2 separate regions of the Homo sapiens genome follow, and region 2 is linked to region 1. The links are chromatin contacts, found by Hi-C or POLR2A ChIA-PET in ENCODE. All regions are on one chromosome and are shown on one strand. The core of a region is the stretch at or near the end of the contact, and the rest is flanking DNA. Distances in the headings are between cores, read along the strand shown. Region 1 overlaps NDC80 (NDC80 kinetochore complex component). Region 2 overlaps DLGAP1 (DLG associated protein 1).

Region 1 (5,115 bases), core at 1,931-4,430:
TGTATCTGTTGATAGGGAAAGTTCTCGAGTTATAAGCAGTTGTACTTAAGTTCTATATACCATTCTTTCCATCCTAAATAGCTGTATACTATAAATTAAAGCAAATAAAAATAGATCTAATTTTATGGAACTGTTAAATTAATAATCTGAAAATAAACGTATAAATCTTGGTGAGATAAACTTACTCCCGCTGAACAGCATCTAATTCATTCATAGCTTCACTGAGCCCCTGGTTAACAGTACTTTCTAGCAGGTGCTTGTGTTTCTCCAAGGACTCAAGCTCACTGGCACATTTTTCATCCTCTTCCTCTGCTTCCTATCAGGATAAAGTCACGGTTATGGGTTTCTTGATATTCACATTCTGTATACTCTAGGTGGATTTAAAACAATTATAAAAAGCACTTAAATAAAATCAGGTTGCATCATTTGTATTCTCAAGATGCTTACTGTTTTACATGCAAGAGACTTTAAAGTGCTCCTTTGGGAATCCTGTATTATAAAAACAAATGCGGCTGGGCATGGTGGCTCATGCCCGTCATCCCAGCACTTTGGGAGGTTGAGGTGGGTGGATCACTTGAAGTCAAGGGTTTGAGACCAGCCTGGCCAGCGAGGTGAAACCCCATCTCTACTAAAAATACAAAAATTAGTTGGGCATGGTGGCATGCACCTGTAATCCCAGTTACTCATGAGGCTGAGACATGAGAATCGCTTGAACCCAGGAGGTGGAGGTTGCAGTGAGCTGAGACTGTGCCATTGCATTCCAGCCTGAGCGACAGAGCGAGACACTGTCTCAAAAAAAAAAGGTGATTTTATTATTTTTTAATTTGAAAATATTTATTAAAATTTAAAATATATATAAGCTTTAAAATATATATAAACTTTAATTCGATGCTTCAGAAATTTATCAAAGGGAAGGAATGGAAAAATACATAAAGATATACAAAGATATTCACAGCAACATTATTGGTCAGTTGAAAATTTAGGGAAAAAATTAATAAGGGGCTAGCTAAATAAGTTATATATATATATATATATATATATATATATATACTATGTATATATGTAAAATAAAAACACAATAGAAGGATTGCTCTCTCTACATTTGTATGAAAAGATATCCATGATATCTTTTCTTGAGAAAGACAGATTATGAAAAACTATGTATAATTTGGTACCATTAAAAAAATATATGTTTGTATATCTGGAAGACACTCCCTAAACTTTAACCATTGTTTCTAGTGATGGGATTATGGTGGATTATAAGGTACATTTCAGTTCCCATTTTATACATTTCTCTCGAGTCTCTATTGTTTCTAATGAGTATTTATATTATGAACAAAAAATACTTTTTCCTTTAAAAAATTAAAAAGTCACTTTATTCTCAAAGATGCAGAAACTAAATAAAATTGGTTCAGTTTTTAGGGCGCCAAGGTCAACTGACTAGAATTCAGTAGTGAAGTTTTTTAGTTTTTTGGTGAGTTGGAAGTATTTACCAAATGTGACCTTTTCAAAAAGCTTGCATAGGATTCATTCAGCAGTATTTTCCAGTCTGAACAACAGGAAATTTTATAATATTTTAATTAAGATTTTTTCCCATGAGCTTCAAGGAAGCCTTATCTAGGTCCTTATTTCACAGATGTATTAACTATGCACAGGCAAAGTAGCCCAAATTAATCATTTCTAAGGTTTGTGAAGATTAAGTATCATAAAACCTTTCATTTAAGTGCGTCAGAGAGTAAACTCAAGCATTGTCATGGAGGATGTGTGAAAAAAGAAAAATGATTACCAATGTCTTATATTTCACATTTAGATCATATTATGTGGTATATTTTCTAAACATTTCACACCGTTTAAGAAAACAAATAGGTCCTAAATATAACACAGGCAAAGAGAAAAGTTTTCAATTCCTAATACTTTGTTGACATAAGTAAAAAATATTGGCATAGTTAAAATTTTCACATGAATTGTGTAAGTGGTAATGAATAGAGTCATCTGAATACTTTAAGTAAAATGCTGGTCAGACAGTAGAATGTTGAAGAATCAGTCTTTTTATTTTACCCACCTTCTAGATTGCACGTAAACAGTCTTTGGAATTTGACCAGGATAGTCAGTTTACAATGACTCTTGGTGGGCAACTACATATTCAAAAGACCTTATTGGGGTTCAGGCTTTAGCAGTACATAACAATAAATCTCTACAAAAAGGTAGGAGAGATTCTGTTTAGTTTTGCAAGGATACTGAGTCATATGCAAGTATAAAATACCAGATAAAGGAAAAGTAAATGTTCCTTTTCTATGGTAAAACAGCCCTAATCCAGAAAAATGTCCTTTAAAGAACAAAATAAAATGACTCCTTACGATAAACTTTGGCAGAGAAAACTAACCCAAGATACAAATTATAGGATATATATAGCTTAAAGATTTTGATTTTGATGTCAGAATATGTGACTCATCAAGCAATCATGACATAGCTTTTGATAACCTACGCAAACTGTGGCAAAGTTCTTACCTTAATTTTTTGTTGGTAAAGATCATCCAGCTTTTGAACTTCTTCTTTCAGAGTTCTCACACTTCTCTTGCTTTCTGTTATCATTGCATTCAACTGGGGAAATAAAACTTTGGTTGAGAAATCATAACTATACATCAAAGATATTTTAACAAGTTATAGAGTTTTTATATTATCAATCAACTAACTGAACAATGTTATTTCTTCTAGTCCTTTTGGACTCTCACTTATCATTTGTCCAAAAACTTTATTATTCTCCAAAGAGAAATTAATTTCAAAGAAACCTCAAAGTTAACGATGTTAATATCTGTTTTTCCACTAGTTGTTGTGGGAGTGCTTTTTAAGCTCTCATATATATTATATATTATTAATATTGTTATATCAATTTATTCATATATAAATAATTTTTGCCTCTGGATTTGAAATCTAGCTTTATTTAGACTATATCTACTACAGCTATTTAGCTTTTCATTTGTATGTTCATTTTCTAAAATGTTAAAAAAGAATTGTTTGTATTAATTTTATTGGATGTTTGCTATTATAGTCATGCATTCCTTCAAAAAGTAATAAGGTAACCACATTTAATCTTGTTAAAGCTTGAACTTTAAGATCAGTTGAAACCAAAACTGAAAGAAAAAAGTGTTTTTCAAGTTCATTTCCTGTTGGCAAGTGCTGATACCAGTTGATGTCAGCAATTAATAGAGAATGTTCTTCAGCTATACCAAGAGGAAACTGTTTCCTGCAGGAAACACAAAAGAGTAAAATGTATAAATAGCTGACTTTTTTTTAAAGGATAATTCTACACACATATGAAATTAAAAAAAAATTTAGGGGTTCAAATTTAGTGAAGCTATTATTATTTGCTACAAAACACAGGGTAGTGACATATACAACTAGCATACGCCCAGAACTCAAAACCAGATCTAACACCAAGAACTTTTTCTAAAGGTATGTTATATCTGCAGTAACTAACAAGTTAAACGAGTTGTTTTAAATTCACTTGTAATAACAACAACAGATACTCAAGTAACCAGAACTTCCACTGATTCTCATGGTTGGTCAAAAGCATGTTTACTCATCTCTGAGCAGCTTCTACTTTCCATGTCAGCATTACTAAAGCTGCATTAATTACTTAAACATTTTTTTCTGAGTCCCAAAGTACACATTTCCATTGTGTACATACACACACACACACACACACACACACACACACACACACACACACACACACACACATACATATAGCCCGCCCGACTCCAATTGCCTACTGGACATTCTCCACTTTGATGCCCCAGAGACCTGAAACTCAGCATATCCCAACCTACAATTCTCTCTTCTATATACTTCTCTTTTATATTCTTTATCAAGGTAAAGAACATCACCACATACCCATCTGCCAAAGATAAGACACCTGGGCATTCTTGATTTCTTTCTTGACCTTCACATACAAATGGACAACCAAACTGTTGTTTCCATCTTTAAATCTCCTTTCTCCGTCTTCACTGTAATAGCCTTGCTTTGGGTCCCTACCATTTACTATTCACTGTATAGGATATTGATAGGTCTCTTAATTGCATGGTCTCGTCTCATGCACCTCTCATCTATTCTTCAAAAGGCCAACAGTGTGAAATTACTAAAATAACAATAATTATTGTTATTTCCTTACTTATAAATCTTCATTGATCTCTACTGCCTAAAGAATACAAAAAAATTCAACCAGTAAGGCAAGCCCCTTCATAATTAGGTTCTTGTCTCTCCAGGCTTCTCCCTTATCTCACTTACACTCATGGTAATTTACTAATATGCTGTGCTCTTTGTTTTTTCTTTTTGGAGAAAGGGTCTCACTTTGTCACCTAGGCTGGAGTGCAGTGGCACAATCTCAGCTCACTGCAGCCTCCACCTCCAGGGCTCAAGCAATCTCCCACCTCAGCCTCCAGAGTAGCTGGGACTACAGGTGCATGCCACTACATCCAGCTAATTTTTATATTTTTGGTAGTGGCTGGGTTTTGCCATGTTGCCTGGCTGGTCCTGAACTCCTGAGCTCAAGCCATCCACCCGCCTTGGCCTCCCAAAGTGCTAGGATTACAGGCGTGAGCCACTATGCCCGGTCCATGCTGTACTCCTTGGTCTCTGGTCCTCAAGGTGTATGTGTGTGTGCATGCATGTGGATGAACATGAGCATCCTTCTGTGTATCCATTGGCCAACACCTACTTGTTATTCACAACTCAGCCCAGCTATCACTTCTCTCAGAAGGAGCCTGTACTTAAGTGTATTATGAGAATCCACAGTGCGCTGTATTCACATTACAAAAAGCTATGATAGAAGAAATTGTTTTCATGCCCATCTTCCCACTTAAAATGAAGTTCACAAAGGCAGATGCTGCACTGTACTAGTATCACCATCTATTACAGTACTAGGCACATAAGCACTCAAAAAATATTTGCTGCATAAATTTCAGTTTCAAATATTTAACTTTAACCTTTATTTACATTCATATTCATAAGTGTGATTAGCTTAATTTCTTCTTTTTGTAATATCTTTGTCATGTTGTGGTATGAGGCCTACATTAGCCTTATAAATGAATTAGGTCTCTTTATGCTCTATGATAA
Region 2 (5,115 bases), core at 1,782-4,281, 980 kb before region 1:
CAAATTATCCCCTGCCTTGGCCTCCTAAAGTGCCAGGATTACAGGCATAAGCCACCGCGCCTGGCCGCATTATCTTTCCATACAAATGTAGGCAATATTCAATCATGAGCTAGCTCGAAGCTGAAATGATAGGAATGTGTTGTTTTCTCTATAATGTCTTTCTTTCTTTTTTCTTTTTTTTTTTTTTGAGATGGAGTCTCGCTCTGTCGCTCAGGCTGGAGTGCAGTGGCGCGATCTTGGCTCACTGCAACCTCCGCCTCCCGGGCTCAAGCAATTCTCCTGCCTCAGCCTCCTGAGTAGCTGGGAATACAGGCACACACCACCACGCCTGGCTAATTTTTGTATTTTTAGTAGAGATGGGGTTTCAACATGTTGGCCAGGATGGTCTTGATCTCCTGACCTTGTGATCCACCTGCCTCAGCATCCCAAAGTGCTGGGATTACAGGAGCGAGCCACCGCACTCTGCCGTATAATGTCTTTCTTAAAAATATAACTTTTTTTTTTTTTGAGACGGAGTTTCATTCTTATTGCCCAGGCTGGAGTGCAATGGCGCAATCTCGGCTCACCGCAACCTCCGCCTCCCAGGTTCAAGTGATTCTCCTGCCTCAGCCTCCCGAGTAGCTGGGGTTAGATGCATGTGCTGCCACGCCTGACTAATTTTGTATTTTTAGTAGAGATGGGGTTCCTCCATGTTGTTCAGGCTGGTCTCGAACTCCCAACCTCAGGTGATCTGGCCGCCTCAGCCTCCCAAAGTTCTGGGATTACAGGCGTGAGCCACAGCGCCCGGCCCCAAAAATATATAACTTCTTAAATGTAAATACCAACCTCTGGTCTCTCTGTGCACTACAGTATCCACTGAATGAAAATGTCACTGAAATCTGCAGCTCTAGTTCTGCAACTCTCTCATAAATGGATAAGAGTCCTTTCAGCCAGATGAGGAAAAAAATAATTTCATTTGAAATGAACAAAAAACTTATCAGGGCAAAGGAAAGCAGTAATGGTGATAAAAAATACAGCATCATTTCTTTTTTCAAGTTCCACTTACATTTTAAAAATCATTGTTTTTGAGAACGTCATTCTGTGTCTGGAATTTATTCCTTCTTGTGGGTTCCTGGTCTTGCTGACTTCAAGAATGAAGCCGCGGACCCTCATGGTGAGTGTTACAGCTCTTAAAGCTGGTGTGTGCGGAGTTGTTTGTTCCTCCCGGTGGGTTAGTGGTCTCGCTGACTTCAGGAATGAAGCCACAGACCCTCACAATGAGTGTTACAGCTCATAAAGGTAGTGTGGACCCAAAGAGTGAGCAGCAGCAAGATTTATTGTGAAGAGCGAAAGAACAAAGCTTCCACAGCATGGAAGGGGACCCAAGCGGGATTGCTGCTGCTGGCTGGGGTGGCCAACTTTTATTCCCTTATTTGTCCCCGCCCACGTCCTGCTGATTGATCCGTTTTACAGAGTGTTGATTGGTCCGTTTTTACAGAGTGCCGATTGGTGCGTTTACAATCCTTTAGCTAGACACAGGTGCTGATTGGTGCGTTTACAATCCTTTAGCTAGAAAAGTTCTCCAAGTCCCCACTCGACCCAGGAAGTCCAGCTGGCTTCACCTCTCAATTCTTGCAGGGAGCGGTGGCTCATGCCTGTAATCCCAGCACTTTGGGAGGCCGAGGCAGGTGAATCACCTGAGGTCAGGGGTTTGAGACTAGCCTGGCCAACATGGTGAAACTCTGTCTCTACTAAACCCACAAAAATTAGCCAGGCATGGTGGCGCAGGCCTGTAATCCCACCTACTCCAGAGGCTGAGGCAGGAGAATTGCTTGAACCCGGGAGGCAGAGGTTGCAGTGAGCCGAGATTGCACCATTGCACCTGGGCGACAAGAGCGAAACTCCGTCTCAAAATAAAAAGAGAACGTCACTCTTAAACAAATCAGATGTTTCACTTACTGTATAGAAACTGCTCGTTTTCTCTTTTTCTCTTTCTCATTTTCTCTTTCTGTTTTGACCAGGCAAGACAAACATATTGGCTGGTGTTTCACCCTCCTTCAGTCTCACTCTTATGTGTCACACACCTGCTGGTGCTCAGACCTTCTCAGTGGGTTCTAAATCTTTCCTGGCACTGAATTCTGAGAGTAGAACTGAAACCAACCAACCAACAAACAAAATACCCTTAGGAGAGAAGTGTGGGTTTAGGGCTTAGCAAATCTAGGAAAGGGGGATGTTGGGGAAAATGGAAGGATTTCGTTGTATGAGTTTTGGAGTGCAGAAGAATTGGAAAATGAAGAAGGGGAACTATGGGGAAGTGTGAGTTGTGATTTGAATCCCTTTCCTCTCCTTCAAATGGCAATCTTAAGCCGGGCATGGTGGCATGCGCCCGTTGTGCCACCTATTCAGCAGGCAGAGGGGGAGGATCTCTTAAATCTGGGAGTTCAAGGCCAGCGTACACAGCACAGTGAGATCCCGTCTGTAGTTGAAAAAAAAAAAGCAGTCATGAAGATTTGAATTCCTTTTACCTTCCTAGCCCATGACTGGACAGTGCCGCTCACTGCAGTGAAGCCTCATAATAACGAGTAAAGTCCCTCAGCATAACAGCATGGGAGATGGTTCCTGTCCTTAAGTCTCATAATAATGAGTAATGCCCCTCCGTATAACAACATGGGAGATGGTTCCTTTCCTTAAGCCTCATAATAATGAGTAATGTCCCTCCGTATAACAACATGGGAGATGGTTCCTGCCCTCCATTCAGCTCCCTTATTCGAAGTTGGGGGGGATCTCAAAATCTTATCTTCTTTGGGTGTTGGGGGCTGGACCACCCTGTTGGAGAAGCCATGTCTCCAGTATTCTCCCTGTCCAGTCTAACCATGGTAGATGTCAAGCATTACTGGAACTCTGCCAATGTCCCTGTTGAGCAAGGTATCCAGAGTTATCCCTATCGATAGCGAAGATGAGCTGACAACAGCCACCAGGTGGCGTCCAATTGCAGTTGGCCTGGGGAGTGTAGGAGCCGCACTGGAGGCTCAGTCCCCAAGGTCAGTCATGCGTTGGAAACAATGTGAACTAGCCCCTCCCACCCCCACTTATCACATCATGGCAGGATTTTTACTGTATGTCACAGCAAATCAAATGATTCCATATTTGGCTGAATTATCTAGCTTTTTTTTGGAGGGGGACTGTTTGGTTTTGTTTTCTAATTGTGTAGAGATGGGATCTCGTTATCTTGCCCAGGCTGGTCTGCAACTCCTGGACTCAAGCAGTCCTCCCACCATAGTCTCCCAAAACGCTGGGATGACAGGTGTGAACCACTGTGCCTGGCCTCACTGTCCAGTTTGGATTATCCACACTAAAAGAAGAAACCAAGGAGAGCTAACAAGAAGCAATACATAATCCAAAAGATCAGACATTTGATGTTGGAATATGTTATTTAGCTTCTTGAAATATCAGTGGGCGGAATGTCCTGAGAATCCATTTTGAACAAAATAGTGAGTTCACGTTGTAAAGACATGTCTTAGGAGAAGTGGTACAATGCTGTAGTTTCATTCAATTTTAGCAGGGAGAGGTTCTATCCTAATTATGGCTCCCACCCACTCTGGGTCTTCAGCTGAATCACTGAGATGAGCGTTACTCCCAGCAGGACTACCATCACTCATGCCTCTCTGGGAACCAGAGCTCCACCATGGTTTGGATGCAAGAAACTAAATTGAGTGAGGCAAGATATTTACAATGTATATGCACTGGCATTGTTTAGCCAGAGGCTTAGCTGTGGGCTAGTGGGAAGAACCTGAGGCTGGCTGGCTCGCTCCTGACTCTGCACCTTGCAAGCACTGTATTTTCCCTGAGTCGTATTTCCTGTCAGGTGCATTAGCTAAAAAATGAGGAAGTCGACACTTATTGTTGAGCTGCATTCAAATGATAAAGATGGGCCGGGCATGGCATAGTGGCTAATGCCTCTAATCCCAGCACTTTGAGAGGCCAAGATGGGAGGATCGCTTGAAGCCAGGGGTTCAAGACCAGCCTGGGCAACACAACAAGACCCCCATCTCTACAAAAAATAAAAAATTAGCTGGATGTGGTGGTGCACACCTGTTAGTCCCAGCTGCTCAAGAGATTGAAGTGGGAGGATTGCTTGAGCCTAGGAGATCGAGGCTGCAGTGAGCCATGATCGTGCCACTGCCTTCCAACCTGATGACAGAGTGAGACCCTATCTCTAAAAAAAAGAGAGATGAAGTTGTGTGTTTCATGAGTCAACATAGATGGGAAGTTCTCCTGGGCTGGGCCTCTGCCAGTCATCCACCCAGGGAATGAGGGGTGACTGCCTCTATGTCATGCACCTTGTCTTTCCCCATCCCAGAGTCCATATGATATTGTAATGAGACATTTGCTTGATTTATTCCTCCAATACTCAGGCAATCCCTGGGAAATAGCCAAACATTATTGTCTCCATCTATTTTATGGTTAAGGAAATTACTCCAAATCATAGGCCACTGAAACAGCAGGACAGCATAATAGAGTCCTTTTGTTTATTGTTCATTATAGGGTGTTTCCTCTGAGTGGCCAGAGGAAACATCTTCAATGTTGAAGCAAGTATTTCATTCAGTGAGATGGCCTGAGTTGGCAGCTGGAACTGTAGGTAACAAGTTGGGACTGCATGGCCAGGTCTAGCTGATGTGATGGAGCCACAGTGACACCACCTGTGAGAGTGGGTGGGCTGGGGTGGGGTGGGGAGGAAATGATGGAAGCATAATTATTTGAATGAATTTATAATAGCTGCTTAAGGAATTGTGCTTCACTGACCGGAGTCCCACTTGGAAACTTAATTCATTTTTGATCCTTATTTTCTTAAATCATGCTTTACAAATGAGAAACTGAAAGCCAACGTGTAAAGCTTCTTCAAAACCCTCAGCGTTGTAATCAAATGGCTAGAGGGAGGGGCTGAGGCTGCTGTCGGGAGCCTCCAAATAGACCTTGACCCCCTTGTACGGGTCCAAAATTGTACTCAGCAGCCTAGATTCAGGCCCCCACCATTTTTTTTAGACCGAATCTTGCTCTGTGGCCTAGGCTGGAGTGCAGTGGCACGATCTCAGCTCACTGCAACCTCCTCCCCCCAGGTTCAAGCAATTCTGCTAC

What was found. A loop is a pair of places that touch in the nucleus more often than their neighbours do. ChIA-PET counts read pairs that join two places held with the same protein, here RNA polymerase II (POLR2A). Pooled maps may share reads with other maps.
Region 2: a loop to region 1 is called in a pooled map, with 4 times the contacts of the local background. The contact joins two enhancer-like sites. A Hi-C loop is called at or near these places in 1 of 50 pooled maps. POLR2A ChIA-PET finds 5 or more read pairs at or near these places in 4 of 52 experiments (AG04450, B cell and activated CD4-positive, alpha-beta T cell).

What each region holds. Positions count from the first base shown.
Region 1 is chr18:2,603,901-2,609,015 of GRCh38, reverse strand. NDC80 (NDC80 kinetochore complex component) reads right to left here. Exons shown (of 17, transcript NM_006101.3): 14 at 2,509-2,601; 15 at 186-316. Among named protein-coding and RNA genes, the nearest start is that of NDC80, 35 kb to the right of the region's middle. Within about 2 kb of position 3,180, at least 4 of the 41 ENCODE cell types and tissues checked have a DNase peak (open chromatin) inside an H3K27ac peak, as active enhancers do; they include B cell, where a contact is called at or near this core.
Region 2 is chr18:3,583,852-3,588,966 of GRCh38, reverse strand. The region is part of intron 7 of DLGAP1 (DLG associated protein 1); the gene reads left to right. Among named protein-coding and RNA genes, the nearest start is that of DLGAP1-AS1, 7.7 kb to the left of the region's middle. RefSeq lists an enhancer at 1,860-2,029. Within about 2 kb of position 3,031, at least 6 of the 41 ENCODE cell types and tissues checked have a DNase peak (open chromatin) inside an H3K27ac peak, as active enhancers do; they include B cell, where a contact is called at or near this core.